Regions from separate parts of the Homo sapiens genome. Here region 1 is linked to region 2. The links are chromatin loops, found by intact Hi-C in ENCODE. Cell type or tissue: MCF 10A. All regions are shown on one strand.

Evidence for each region. A loop is a pair of places that touch in the nucleus more often than their neighbours do. Peaks named below come from ENCODE experiments on the same cell type or tissue, not always from the same donor. Only the 100,000 strongest peaks of a DNase experiment are listed, where the experiment ranks them.
Region 1: it touches region 2 in a loop (2.4-fold over the local background); 4 of 110 quality-filtered maps call a loop at or near these places.

The regions. Positions count from the first base shown.
Region 1 is chr12:39,582,738-39,590,737 of GRCh38, forward strand. ABCD2 (ATP binding cassette subfamily D member 2) reads right to left here. Exons shown (of 10, transcript NM_005164.4): 7 at 3,415-3,560. Among named protein-coding and RNA genes, the nearest start is that of ABCD2, 33 kb to the right of the region's middle. In MCF 10A, a CTCF peak has its summit at 4,690 (motif pointing right); a DNase peak (open chromatin) is centred at 4,714.
Region 2 is chr12:39,313,710-39,321,709 of GRCh38, forward strand. It overlaps KIF21A (kinesin family member 21A), which reads right to left. Exons shown (of 38, transcript NM_001173464.2): 28 at 6,197-6,304; 29 at 4,364-4,492; 30 at 2,223-2,261; 31 at 1,520-1,531. LOC101927019 (a long non-coding RNA gene) reads left to right here and starts at 2,223. Exons shown (of 3, transcript XR_007063276.1): 1 at 2,223-2,311. In MCF 10A, a CTCF peak has its summit at 4,668 (motif pointing right); no DNase peak of the experiment used is centred here.

The sequences.
Region 1 (8,000 bases), 270 kb after region 2:
TTTATTGTAAGGATCAAATGAAATAATGTATGTGATATTGTTATATAAAACTTCAAGCATTATCACACAAAGACAAAGTACAGTATCAATATTACAACTACTAATATTACCATTAGCTACTAATTTTTTTTTTTTTTTTTAGACAGGGTCTCACTCTTGTTGCCTAGGCTGGAGTGCAGTGATGCAATCACAGCTCACTCCAACCTTGACTTTGCGGGCTCAGGTGATTCTCCCACCTCAGCCTCCCAAATAGCTGAGACTACAGGGGTGTGCCACCATTCCCGGATAATTTTTGTATGTTTTGTAGGGAAGTGGTTTCACCATGTTGCCCAGGCTGGTTTCAACCTCCTAGATTCAAGCTATTTACCCTCCTCGGCCTCCCAAAGTGCTGGGATTACAGGTGTGAGCTGCCGGACGGGGCCAGCTACTAATTCTTGTGTACTCATATGCCACTGTGCTAATGTTTTACATACAGTCTTATTTAATCTTCACAAAAAACTTATAAGGTAGATATTTATCCTCATTTTACAGTTGAAGATACAGAGAACAGGGCTAATCAAGATTTAATTCCAGAACTCTGAGTTAAAAGTCCATATTCTCAATCACTGTACTACTTACTCTACTTCTAATAATGTAAGTGGGCTGTAAAATAGAACATAAAATACATTTAAAATTAAACTTGGTGTCTCATTTGTTATTTCAGTCATTTTTCTAAACTATCAAATTATATGAATTATTGAATTATTTGAAAGTGTGAATATAATTTTTTGTTTTATTTTATTTTATTTTTTAACTTTCAGGCTTGGGGGCACATGTGAAGTTTTCTTACATAGGTAAACACGTTTCATGGGGATTTGTTGTACATATTATTTCATCATCCAGGTATTAAGCCCAGTACCCAATAATTTTCTTTTCTGCTCCTCTCCCTCCTCCTACCCTCCAATCCTCAAGTAGACCTGAGTCTCTGTTGTTTTCTTCTTTGTGCTTGTAAGTTCTTATCATTTAGCCCTATTTAAAAGTGAGAACATACAGTAAGTATATGGTTTTCTGTTCCTGCATTAGTTTGCTAAGGATGATTGCCTCCAGCTCCATTCATGTTCCCACAAAATATATGATCTCATTCTTTTTTTCTAGCTGCATAATATTCCATGGTGGACCTCTACCACACTTTCTTTATCTAATCTGTCATTGATGGGCATTTACATTGATTCCATGTTTTTGCTATTGTGTATAGTGCTGTGATGAACATTTGTGTGCATATGTCTTTGTGGTAGATGATTTTATATTCCTCTGAGTATAAACCCAGTAATGAGATTGTTGGGTGAAATGGTAGTTCTGTTTTTAGCTCTTTGAGGAATTGCCACACTGTGGTTGAACTGATTTACACTCCCACCAACAGTGTATAAGTGTTCTCTTTTTCCCACAACCTTCTCAACATCTTGTTATTTTTTGACTTTTTATTAATAGTCATTTTGACTGGTGTGAGATGGTACCTCATTGTGGTTTTGATGTGCATTTCTCTAGTGATCAGTGATATTGAGCTTTTTTCATATGCTTGTTGGCTGCATGTATGTCTTCTTTTGAGAAGTGTCTGTTCATGTCCTTTTCCCACTTTGTAATGGTGTTGTTTGTTTTTCCCTTGTAAATTTGTTTAAGTACCTTATAGATGCTAGATATTAGACTTTTGTCAGATGCATAATTTGCAAATACTTTCTCCCATTGTGTAGGTTGTCTGTTTACTCTGTTGATAGTTTCTTTTGCTGTGCAGAAGCTCTTAAATTTAATTAGATCTCACTTGTCAATTTTTGCTTTCATTGTGATTGCTTTTGGTATCTTTGTCATGAAGTCTTTGTCTGTTTCCATGTCCAGGATAGTTTTGCCTAGGTTGTCTTCCAGGGTTTTTATAGTTTGGGGTTTTACATTTAAGTCTCTAATCCATCTTGTGTTGATTTTTGTATATGGTATAAAGAAGGGGTCCAGCTTCAGTCTTCTGCATATGGCCAGCCAGTTATCACAGCACCATTTATTGAATAGGGAGTCTTTTCCCCATTGCTTGTTTTTGTCAGCTTTGTTGAAGATTAGATGGTTGTAGATGTGCGGCCTTATTTCTGTGCTCTCCATTCTGTTTCATTGGTCTCTGTGCCTGTTTTTGTAACAGCACTATGCTGTTTTGGTTACTGTAGACTTGTAGTATAGTTTGAAGTGGGGCAGCATGATGCCTCCAGCTTTGTTCCTTTTGCTTAGGATTACCTTGGCTATTCAGGCTCTTTCTTGGTTCCAAACAAATTTTAAAATAGTTTTTTTCCTAGTTCTGTGAAGAATGTCATTGGTAGTTTGATAGGAATAGCATTGAATATGTAAATTGCTTTGGGCAACATAGCCATTTTAATGATATTGATTCTTCCTATCCATGAACATGGGATGGTTTTCCATTTGTGTCTTCTCTGATTTCTTTGAGCAGTGTTTTGTAATTCCCATTGTAGAGATCTTTCACCTTCCTGGTTAGCTGTATTCCTAGGTATTTCATTCTTTTTGTGGCAATTGTGAAGGGGATTGCCTTCCTGATTTGGCTGTTCGCTTGGCTGTTGTTGGTGTATAGCAAAGTTAGTGATTTTTGTATGTTGATTTTGTACACTGCAACTTTGCTGAAGTTGTTTATCAGCTGAAGGAGCTTTGAGCTGAGACTATGGGGTTTTCTAGATATAGAATCATGTGTCTGCAAGCAGGGATAGTTTGACTTCCTCTCTTCCTATGTGAATGCCCTTTATTTCTTTCTCTTGCCTGGCTTATCTAGTTAAAGTGTGATTATTATTATTAAATTATTTGAAAGTATCACTAAACACAGAAAGAGTATTATTAGACAATAATTCTATTTTAAGCTTATATGTACAAATGTTATTTATACTCTTTCAAAAATGTTTTATGCTGAAAAACCACAATACAGAAGTTTCTAACTTTAATTACCTGTGTGCTGCTTGAGAGCAAAAAAAGATACTGGTCAGATTGTGGGTCTGAAAACAAAAAAAGTTCTGTGGTATCTACTTCTCAAATTATTTAATTTAATGTGAGCTGAGAGCTTGTAAGGCAAATATGTCTGTCATAGACTTTACATACATCTAGACTGACAATGGCCTCAGGGACTTTGTACATTCGAATATAAAAGAAAAAAACTGTTTTTAAATGTTAGCTGCACTGACATGGAGACTTAATAAAAACTTAGTGTGTTGCATTAAACACAACACAAGCAGAAAAAGAAATGTAAATAATGGAACAGCAATAAAACTCCATCTTTACACTTATGTGCTTATTTCCGATTATAGCATACATTCAAATTAAACCACAGACTAAATATATACCCAAGCTTACTTTTTAAAAGTGAAGTTAAATGCATTAGAAAAGAATGATAGACTTTACCTCCTTCTCTTTGAACTATGTGATAGAGATGGACATTGTGTAGGATACGTTCCAGATCTTGGTCTGTATAACCTTTATCATGCATATCATCCACTGAATCAGGGTAAATGACTTGATCCCGAAGACTTCCAAGAGACATATATGGCCTTTAAAACACCAAGCACACAAGAATCCTAGTGGAAAGTCATGATAACTTACTCAGTGTGACAACTTGGTAGTCTGAAAACATCAGTGAAGACTTTAAACACTACATTTCCAGGATGATATTTGTTACCTGGCGATGAGTACTTCTCCCTCAGGCACTGCTAAACAATACCGTTATGTTTACATAAAAACTTACTGACACATGGACACAAGAAAAGCTTCTCCAAGAAATCATCTGACATTTTCTTTTTCTAAAAAATTCTATTTTATTTTATATTTTGTAGAGACAGGGTCTTGATATGTTTTCCCAGGCTAGTCTCAAACACCTGCCTCAAGTGATTCCTCCTAACTTGGCCTCCCAAAGCACTGGGATTACAGTTGTGAGCCATAGAACCCAGCCACATTTAACATTTTCAGCAGGGAAATATTGTATATACTTTGTTTCACTGTATTTGATAAAGATTGCTTCTGTAATTCATCTATAATTATTTGGGTGACATATTATACAATTTGGGTTTCGACCCAGCAATGTGAACAAACAAAACAAAAAAATTTAATTCATAGTAAGAAAAACACAAATTAAAACTACATTGAGTTTCTTACTAATCAGATTGGCAAAAATTCAACAACTTGGTAACTCACTCCACTGGCAGGCCTATGGGTAAGGGAATGTTCTCACACTACAGTGAAAATGCAGAATGGTACAACTCTTACAGAGGGGATTTGGCAAACTGACAGAGCATTTGTTGCCCTTTGACCTCCTTCTGGGAATTCACTCTGAAAATATACTTCTAAAAATACAAAAAAAGATGCATGAGGTTATTCATTACAGCTTATTTGTAATAGCAAAATACTGAAATACAACATAAATACCCATACAAAGAAGACAGACAGAATAAACTATAGTACATCCGCTAAGCAGCTGTAATAAAAGGATGAGGAAGACCTCTATAAACTGATATAGAGTGATTTCCATGATATATTGTTAAGTTGAAAAGCAAAATGCAAAAGTAGACTTACAGCAGGGTTTCTCAACAACGGCACTTTGGCTTATTGAACCAGATAATTCTTTATTGTCGAGGGCTACCCTGTGTACAGTAGGATGTTTAGCATTATGCCTGATGTCTACCCACTAGATGTCAGCAGCACCCCTTCCTGTAGTGAACAAAAATAATTGTCTCCAGATAATGCCAAATGTCCCTGGGGGACAAAATCTTCCCGGTTGAGAACCACTTCTATGTAAAAAGAAAGCAAAATGAAATATAGACATACCCATTTATATTTAAAAAAGGAAACACAGGAAGAGTAAACCTGAAACTAGTGAAGTTGGTTAGCTACAGGAGGTGGGAGGAACAAGGTGGAATGGATAGGCAGGAAAAGGCCTACGTATCCTTTCTATTAATAAAGTTTTTACTTTTGGAATCCCTCAAAGTGTTACTATTCAATAAATAAATAAAATTAAACCAACAAGAACGAAGGAAGAAACCTTAAAATTGAATACAAATAGAAACAATTTAACTGAACAGTATGTCCAAAGGATAAAGTAACCACACAGCGAAGGGGATGGAGGTGGGGATGAATTAATCCATGTAATTTTTGAACTTGGCTATATAATTTCAGTCAAAGACAGAAAGAATCAGGCGGAAATTTTAAACTTTACTTGCAAGTTTATTTTTGCTAATGATATAGGGGTAGCAATTCTGAAACTATTTTATGTATATTGTAGGATTGGTTACGTAAGTAAATGGTTTGGTAATGTTAGGAGCAAGGGTTCTCACTGTGGAAGAAGAAAGATACAAACATGCTGTGTGGGAAGGCAAGAGAAAAACTAATTTTAATTTGAGTATCAGTATGAATTTATGTTTTTTAATAAAAAAATTTCTAGCCCTATCTACATCTGGAACAGTCTAATATTATCCTTTGAGAAGCACACAGCATCATTTCAGTAATGCAATAAATTCAATTGTGGACCCAAAAAGATCCATCTTAATCCAGACCCCCCCATATCTGTAAATGAAACCTTATTTAGGAACAGAGTCTTTGCAGATTTAATTAAGGTTCTTGAGACGAGATCATCCTGGATTAACCAGATGAGTCCTAAATCCAATAAATGCTCTTATCAAATGAGAAGAAACACAGGAAAGAAAAGAAAGCCACGTGAAGAAGGAGACAGAGATGGGAGTTACTGCCGCCACAAACGAAGGAATGCTTGGCACCACCAGAAGCTGGAAAAGAGGCAGGAAATAATTCTCCCCAAGAGCCTTCAGAGGGCGTGGATTGCCAATACTTTGACTTCGGGTGTTCAGGAATGCGAGAAAATAAATTTCTGTTGTTCAAACCGCCAAGTGTTTGGTAATTTGTAGCCCTTAGAAACTAATACAAGTAGTATTTCTGTAAAAAGTTTATAACCTGAATCACATCACGGAGAAACTATCAGACAAACCCAAATTGAGGTGTTCTCTTAAAAAAAAAAAGCAATAGTCTGGCATTCTTTAAAAATATCAATGTCATATAAAATAAAGAAATGCTGAGAAACTCTTTCGAATAAAAGAAACTATAATAAATAGACATGGCAACTAAGTGCAGTGCATGACAATGGATTGGGAAAAACAAGTTGCTCTATAAAGTACAGTGTTATGACAATTGCTGAAATTTAAATATGGACTGTATTTTAGATACTAATATATAAATGTCAGATTTCCTGAATTTGATAAGTATACTGTAGTTACCTAAGAGAATATCCCTGTTCTTTGAAAATATACCCTAAATTAATTAGGGGTAAAGGTGTATGATTACTGCAACTTGATTAAAAAATACAAGGTGTATATTGTGTGTGTATGCCTGGAGAGAGAAAGAAAGAGAAGGAGAGGTTTTCAAATACAAAATGTGTTTTGTGGATGAATTATCTACCTATTTTCCCATGGTACACAAGCCATTAGGTTGAAGGATAGACAGCACAAGCTTATTTTATAATATATTTAATTATTATTTGAATTCAAAATGTTTATATTTTACTTGTACATGTGTATGTTCATATAAGAAGACTTTGCAATGAAATTATTACAAATATAAGGAAGCTTTGGTCTGGGTTTTTTTTTTTTTTTTTTTTGAGACGGAGTCTCGCTTTGTCGCCCAGGCTGGAGTGCAGTGGCGCCATCTCGGTGGCTCACTGCAAGCTCCGCCTCCCGGGTTCTCGCTGTTCTCTTGTCAGCCTCCCAAGTAGCTGGGACTACAGGCGTCTGTCACCACGCCTGGCTAATTTTTTGTATTTTTAGTAGAGACGGGGTTTTACCGTGTTAGCCAGGATGGTCTTGATCTCCTGACCTCGTGTTCCGCCCACCTCGGCCTCCCAAAGTGCTGGGATTACAGGTGTGAGCCACCGCACCCAGCCCTATCTGAGCTATTGTTATTTAAATGATGTAACGATGTATAAAAATTGCTCACTTTGAAAACTGATGTGAATGAGAATGTTGATGAATATGTATAAAAGTATTCATAAGCTTATATATTTATTGAGGACTAATCAAATATTGTTTTATTAAAGTTCAATTTTTTGTCAATTATTGTTTTATGATCATGTGAAATGGTAAAAATAATACATTCTATATATGTTTGATGTACATAGCAACTAAAGCCGCTTAGGTTTTTATTAAAATAATGATTTTAAAATATTATTATAATGTTAAAGCCACCACTGAATTCTCTGGAAAGACTGTGTCAAGAAAATTCGGGATGACATTTACTCAATTTGAAAGCACAAGGAAACGGAGGACCCTATAGCCAATGTTTATATAATTAGTTTGCATGTGATTCTCTTTCCAGCTCAAAGTTCTGGAATTTAACATTTTGAGTCAGTTCAAGTTTCTGTAGTCCTACCAAAGTTATACATAATAGATAAGCACTCAAAGTACCCTTTACTAAACTTTCCTTTCTAGATATATAGACCTATTCAGATAATCTTCTAAATATTTCAGGTAGATCAATTACCATGTTAGAATGTTACTGGCTCACTTGCTCTGGCTCATTACAAAGGAGATCATGCAACATATCTAACATAAGCAACAAAAGAAATGGTCAGATTGCTCCTCATTAGTAGCTATCAAAAAAGAAATATTAACTAGTTTTAATTTACTTTCTATAAGTAAAACCCAGAATCATCTCTATATGTTATGGAAAAGATAGCAAAATAAATCCATAGGTGTCACATGTGGATCATTTAACAAATAATCCTTATTTAAACAATTATAATAATTATAATAATTGTTTTTTCTTGGGAATCTACAATTCTTTCAAATGTATATATAGTTAAAATTCAATTATAATAGTAAAATTATTTGAGATAAAATTCATTCCCCATGATTATGGCTTTTTATAGTTTTGTTACTAATGTCTCAAGGTGCTTTTATACTTTGCATTATATTCCCACTTTTCTGCATTAACAT
Region 2 (8,000 bases):
AATTCATTTATTTTATATGCCGACTCACTATCAATGATTTGTTTAATAGAAATAAATATTTCAGGAGAAAGACAGCGATAGACTTACTGCATTCTATGTAGGCCATATATGGAATGAGGTGTAGTTTTAGATGTCCCATTTTAAGAAGAACATTGAAAAATTGGAGCCTTTACAAAACAGTAGAAGCAGAATGAAGGATCTGTAGACTATATTACATAAGGAACAGATGATGAAACTATTGAGCTGATAAAAGAACATTTACCGGAGAGAGGATACAACAGCATAATTTAAAAGGGCTGAATATATGAAGAGCTGTCATATATAAACAAAAAGATATATAAAATTAATTCTGGTAAGGGAAAAAAAGGGCTGATGAAGACTAACGAATGGAAATTTAAAGGAGGTAAATTTAGAGTTGGGGAGAAAAAAACATTTATTTTTAGAGTCTGGTTATAATGATCACAAAAGTGATAGGAGTTTCTTATCCCTATAAATGATATAAGGAATTATTATCTCTGGATATATAATTATGAAATGTGATGCCATGATTTGCATACATGTGTCAATTTGAGATTACTGAAACTAATGCTCAGTAATTTGTAATCTAACAATTTAACCAGATTAAAATTGAAATTGGAGCAAAACCCGCTCAAAAGTCTGAATCTGCCATTTGGAAATTTTGATGTCTTAAGGTTCATAGATATGAACTGAAGCCATCAAATTTACACATATTTCTTCAAATATTGAAAAGGTATGATTCTACAGAATAGTAGGTTGCTACTGTTAATTCTCAAACAGAAAATATATATGTATATATAGGTCAAAAAGCTGATTGTAAGAAAACAATTCATGTTAACAGCCTAAGAGCTATTTTCAATGTGCATTTAATAACAAATCTTCTTAAGAAAAAAGCTAAACAGTACCCTCAGATGTAATACTGTGTCTCCAAAGGTTTCTTTCCTTCAGATTACAAGCTTTATCCTAAGAATCTATTAAATGTTTCCCTGATGATGTAATATTCAACACAATTCTGTCATGTCAAAGGTTATAGTATCATAAAATACTCAGTAAATATTTGCCCCAGTAACTTATGTATGGCACAGTTATTTCCAGGAGATCAGGATGCCCTTTTTTCATTCTTATGTATTTTTATGTCATTGATTATTCAGTCTTTTGAGAAAAAAAATCTCAATATTAAACACAGTGTTTTATTACTTTAAAATGTTCTTAAATATTCAGAATATTAGGATTAATATTTTATATAAACTACCAAAGATAATAGAAACTTAATGATATTAGAAACATACAGCCATGGTATTTCTCTATTTGAATTAATCTATTCACATTTTGAAATATAAAATCAACTTTAAACAAGTTTAAGGTTAAATATGGCAAATTTGTACAACAGACTTGATCTGAAGGAGAGAAAAAAATAAACACTTATTTTTGTTCCATGCAAACCTGTAAGGTCTTTTGATACTGGAAATGAAATTAATTTCCTCTCCCTTCCCCTGCCTACCTTCTGGAGGATCTGCTGATGATCAGCAAAAATGGCCATAAAACAAGGAAAACAAGTGCAAAGAGGGAGGACATAAAATGATAATGGTGAAAGGGAATGAGACAGAGAGAAAGAGAAAGAGAAGTTAAGGACCCCCAGAAAAATCCATAAAATGAAAAAAAATAACAGTTATTTTTAAAGCTGCACCTATTCTTAAGAATATTTATTTTAAAAAATGCTTCCTTAGTGTTTATTTCCTATTCTTTTTAATTTTTGGTATAATAGTATCCTTTTTTTCTCTAGCATATTTTTATTTTTAATCATATAATCTTTTTACTTAAAATTGCTAAACCAACAAGAAAAAAATACCTTATCTACCTCACACACTTTGAGGCATTAGAAATACCTAATTGTTGAGAGTAAGAAATCTTCTTGACATCAATATTCATAAAACTTGATTTCTTTTAAAGAAAAGATTCAGATTACAGACAGAAAACAGGTATCACAATTTTTAAACTATTATACAAAAAAAACCACTACTTTATCTAAAAGGTATGACCACAAAAATGTATTAAAATTATCATGTTTAGAAATATTAGTGCATTTATATGATTTACAACAAGTGATGCATGCAACAAAAATGAGACTTGCTTAGAATTTCTAGGAAGGCACTTTAGAACATCAATGAAATTCCAGAATGTAGGAAAGGCAGGAAAGAAAGTACCTGTGTACCTCCGAGAGAGAGGAGTCACTTTCATCAGACCTATAGTGAAAGAGTTAGAATTATGAGAGAAAGAATACAGATGTCAACAGGTAAGGACACTGACTTTGGACTCAAAATCAACAGCATGAATAACAGATATATAGCAAACATTTCCTTCATAGTGCCCTGCTTTTCTACTTGCACTGGATATTAGCATGTTTAAAGTATAGCTAAGTTACGTAAAAAGTTTGATATTTATGTCTTCTAGCAAGACTTTGGGGGCTAAAATTTTCTAATACTGATATACAAAATCTATCCTCACTTCTAAAATTTAGGCCTTGCAGAAGAATAGTATCAAGTACATGAGATATAGCACTTCAAGGTTTGCTCTATTTAATTTGACTAGTCCTGGAAAAATTTTCCCATTTCAATAACTGTTGATCAATTTTATTCACCTTGATAATTATCACTTTAGATATAGACTCTAATGTTGAAGTTACACAAAATAGATTGTGTTTTCACATAGAAAGCAAGTCACTCAAAATTTAATAACTTTTGGCTTTAACTTATCTCAAAAACACTGAGTTCTTTTGACTAGGGAGCATCTGAGTAACAGCTGGGGTACTTTAGTGGGCTTTTAGAATGGACAAGTCACTTCTGTTAGCCCTACCTTGAGGCCTCCAAGACTGCAGTGAGTCTGGTTATTAAGAAAATCTATTCGACTGTACAACAGGCTTGAGGAGAATGAGGATATGGTGAGCGTTAGCATAGAATGTAACCTGAAACAATGTGGGAGATCTGCGTCTTGCTAGTGGGATATGGTTGCTTCAAAAAGGAGCCCCAGAGAAAGTAATGTAAAGGGGTAGTCAAGTTTTTGAAAGTGTAGAGCAGTCAGTTATTCTACATTTTAGTTTATAGAGATGACAACAGAGTCAAATTATTGGTAGCTCATAAAGTATTTCAGTAAAAAATATGGAACTGTGATTAGGTTGTCAAGATTATCAAAAGATTGACAGAAAATATTCTGACTGTGAAGGCAAGGTAGACACAAATTTAGCAACTCTTCGTATACCTAGTGAAACTTGACTTCCCAAAAGTATTCCTAATGTTCAACTTTTCTCAATTAATGACAGAAATAATTTGACAATGTTAAAGAGTATTTTGTTTAATAACACAGGAAAATATTTACCTACCTAGATCAATGTAAAGAACATATCTTCTACTAATTAAACCATATTAAAATCTAATGAAGGATCCATAAATAAAAGAATTATCCATAAATTAAGTATATTTATAATTCTTTAAAAACTACGGTATGATTCTCTAAGTTTATAGAGCCATTTAAAATGATCTAAACATGCCAGACAGACAGATCTTAAATGGCATCCTATAAATTTTAGAGATTATTGATTTATACAGGGAGGCAATAGCAGAAAACAATCATTATCATTCCAAGTCCAAGCAGACAAGTCAGAGTTAATAAATACCTTATGGCAGTATTGTTAGTATGGCATTCTTGCAAGAGAGATTCTGGCTCAATGTGTGGATACTTTGTCATTTCAAATTTGATGACATTTACATTTTCCACATCCCTCCAACTTCTCCACCCCTGCAACCCACTCCCAGTCCTACTCTCTCCATCCGTAAAGGTGATTTTTTATTCCAAGAACACAATTATTGAAATTTTGTGGTGAACTTGTCTAGAACAATCAGATGACAAAAACGTGTTGCACTTGTAACAATGGTCTTTGTAAACTGTTATATCCCCCAGAAGTAAAGTAATTTGCCTCTTTCCAACTCAGGCTATCTAAATTAGAGGCTTTTGTGGGCTCACAGAAGCTGAAGAATCTCCAAAAATTTAAACATCAAGTGGTCTCAAAGATTTTTCAGTTCTAATTTACTTGTAAAAGAAAAGGCAAGACAAGTGCTGAAGGCATACCAATACAAATCTACAACAGGGAATAATGTTCAGCAGGAAAATAATTTTCTCTAATTTTGGCTGCATGGTTCCTTTCCCATTGGAAAGATGCATAAAATATGGCAAGAGTTCACACGTCAGGCTCCATCTCCTACACAGAGATGACTACATGTTTTCTACAGACTGTATTGACAGGTTCAGAATATTATATAAATAATTGGGGCTCTTTTCCATAATGACTTACTTATCCTGCTGAACTGATGTGTTTCCCTGAGAAACAGTAAGACGATTAAAAACATTCAGTTCATTACGGGGCCGGCTTGGTGGGGAAGAAGGAGGTGAAAGACTAGCCTCTGAAGTTCCAGAATCTGAGCTACAAGAAAAAAAGAACATTAAGTAGGTGGCTTTAATTGGTTATGATTTGTTAGAAAAGTTATAAGAAACATGCTCTTTTAAAAAAAAGCTTTTTATTAGAGAACTCCTTCTTTCCTTTCTTCCTTTTTTGTAAGATAAAATGCATTCTGAACAATTTTTAAAATTTTTCACTGGATTTTGTTACATTGGCCACAAGATGGCACTAAAGAGAAGATTCTGTCTGCTGAAATCAGAAGTCAGTATAAGAATAAAGCAAGCCACATTTAAAATTATACAATTTTAGAATCAAGAGAAAGTTGCTCACTTTACAGATGAGGAAAGAGACCCAGAGAGCTTACGAGATGTTTGCTTATTCAGTTGGTTCATTCATCTATTTTTAAATCATTTATGTGCTCCATCCCCATTTCCCAATTATTCTTGAGAGATTTAATTCAGTAGACACAGGCAAACTACATCTTTAAGTACAGGAAGCAAGGGTGATAAGAAGGATAATTTCGGCCAGGCACGGTGGCTCACGCCTGTAATCCCAGCACTTTGGGAGGCCGAGGCGGGCGGATCATGAGGTCAGAGATTGAGAGCATCCTGGCTAACATGGTGAAACCCCGTCCCTACTAAAAATACAAAAAAATTAGCCGGGCGTGGTGGCGGGCGCCGGTAGTCCCAGCTACTCGGGAGACTGAGGCAGGAGAATGGTGTGAACCCGGGAGGCGGAGTTTGCAGTGAGCCGAGATAGCGCCACTGCACTCCAGCCTGGGCAACAGAGCGAGACTCCGTCTCAAAAAAAAAAAAAAAGGATAATTTCTATGACATTCAAGTCAGCTAAACCCATGGTCAAAAAAGACAGTGTGCATCTTGGCACAGGGTAGTGGATGGTATAGAATTGTCCATTTAGGCACGGAAAATAAATGAACACTTCTTTTTAAATATATTCACATTTATTTTTATGTCAAAGAAATTAAAGTAATTCACTTCACTAATATTTAAATGTAAATTCGCATAAATGCTTTCAAGGACATGTCTGAGATCTGCCTGTCACATGCAGAACAGGTAAACTGAGGGAGGGGTGGCAGGGTAACAGTGGTTCTAATCCAATCAACTTCTGCATGCTGTCATGTTGCAATTTGTAAACGCCCAGTTAAGTGGATAATCAGATTATACTATGTACTGCTAAGTAAACTAACCCTCACAAAACACACAGAAGAAACATTGAGGATAATACCAACAATGTAAACATGAGAGAGCAACAAGAAAATGGCACAATAACACACCCTATGATTAATATTAGTTTTTCTGTCAGCCACTCTAAAGAGGTAGGGTCAAGATCAGTTTTAGCTAACATGGCAATGACGGTCAAAATTAATTCTAAATTTTTCTATTAATAGAAGACTATCTGAAATATAGACTTAATAAGCCTTACCTCAAGTATATATTAACTCTTAAAATGATATACACAAATAACTGGCAAGTAAGTAAGTGGACATGATCAGGGACAAGTGCTCAAATATCTTTACAGGTATATGTATGACCAAGAATATTAGACCACCGAGCCAAGCCAAAAGCTGACTTGACTGTCTTGATTAGTCAAATAGTCATAACCACAGCACCAGCCTAAATCTGGAAAATAATTTCATGATTATCTTTAGCATCTAAGTGCAGCAGGCATTTAATACAGTCTAGCAGGTAAAAAACATTAGTCACTTACTGCTTTTGTTCCTTGGCCTTTGATTTTTCTGCTTTCTCATATGCCTTTCTCCTTGTTACAGGAGAAGGCTCTGGAATTTTTTTTTCTGATAGAGATGACTGCCTGGAACTAAAGTAAAAGAAGATTCTTTAATTACCTAATTCTAAATTTGCACATACAACTTTGGTAGATAGTCAATCTAAAATTTGTAATAGGTTAATAACTGGAACCTCAGAAAGATTATTACTTGAGAACAAAAAATAAAACTAACATAGGAAAATACTACATGAGTTATATTTAGTTGATGGAAGCTCAGCAACTATAATTTTTAAATTGGTGATCTTATTAAATATGTAACAACTTACTATCTTTGAATATAAATATCAGTGATATACCGCCAAATAGCCACAACAAATATTTTAGATGTGTTTTAATTTCATTGGTAATTATTTCAGATGAAGAAAAATTATCTTTATAGTTTTGTAAGAACAAAAATATTAGAATATCAGAATATGAGAAACAATGAGATTTAATGAATTAATATTGAGACACAATCACAAAATAGTTCTATAGGTAATCACACACACAAAAATACATAATTATTTTACTTAGCTAGTATTTAATTTGTATCTATGTACATTTTAGTAATAAAAGTATTCTGGCCTTAAATATTTTAAATGCCAAATGTCTGCTTGTAATTAAAAATTCAAGAAAATAATTTTTGTATATGGTGGTAATGAATTTTAACTGAAAAAAAAAAAAAGTCTGGGCCAGGCATGGTGGCTCACACCTGTAATCCCAACACTTTGGGAGGCTGAGGTGGGTGGATCACTTGAGGTCATGAGTTCAAAACCAGCCTGGACAACATGGTGAAACTCTGTCTCTATTAAAAATACCAAAATTAGCTGAGTGTGGTGGCGGGCACCTGTAATCCCAGCTACTTGGGAGGCTGAGGCAGGAGAATCGCTTGAAGCCAGGAGGCAGAGACTGCAGTGAGCCAAGATCACATCACTGCACTCCAGTCTGGGCAACAGAGCAAGACTCTGCCAAAAAAAAAAAAAAAAAAAAAAAAAAAGTCTGGGAAAAAAAAAACACTAAGGAATTAGACAGCAACACTTCCAGAATGGGTTTGCATGATTCCTATTTAAAAGCAAAAACTAAATGTAATTAAATTTTGTGTGCTTGATTTTTTCTAATCAGGAAATCACATTTTAGCAATCCTGCATCATTTAAATTATAAGCATCACCTGAGTAAAATTACGCAGTAATGGCTTATAAGAGTTACTGCACCAAGTGAGTGACCAAACTCTCACAATGTATAAAGAATTACAAATATATGAGTATAAGCATGTGAATTTATGAAAACTTTAAAGTAAGTTATTTAGAGGCAGAGCCCAAAAGATATTTTTTACAACCTGTCATAAAGGATACATTTTTAAAATGTAAAAAGACAAATAGATTACCTGAATCTGGATTCCAGGCCACAGATTTAGTCTTGAAGTTCCAAAAGTCTCACTCATCTGACAGACTAAATACCTAACACATTTAGTTCCTAAAATCTGACCTCAGTTCTACATCACTACCTTCACCAAAAGCATTTCTTCTATTCTCATCTTATCACAAAAGCAATGAAGCCATAAACTATTCTGGTTAGCAATCTCTAACAGCAGATCCAACAGTTAATTACATAGGCCACCTCAAGCACATGCAAGAAAGTTCTGCCATCATTAAAATTAATTCTGGAACAAAAGGTAGCAGATGGGATACTGAATGGAAAACAATGGAAATGTCCTCATAAAATGAAGAATATTATGAAAAATGGCTA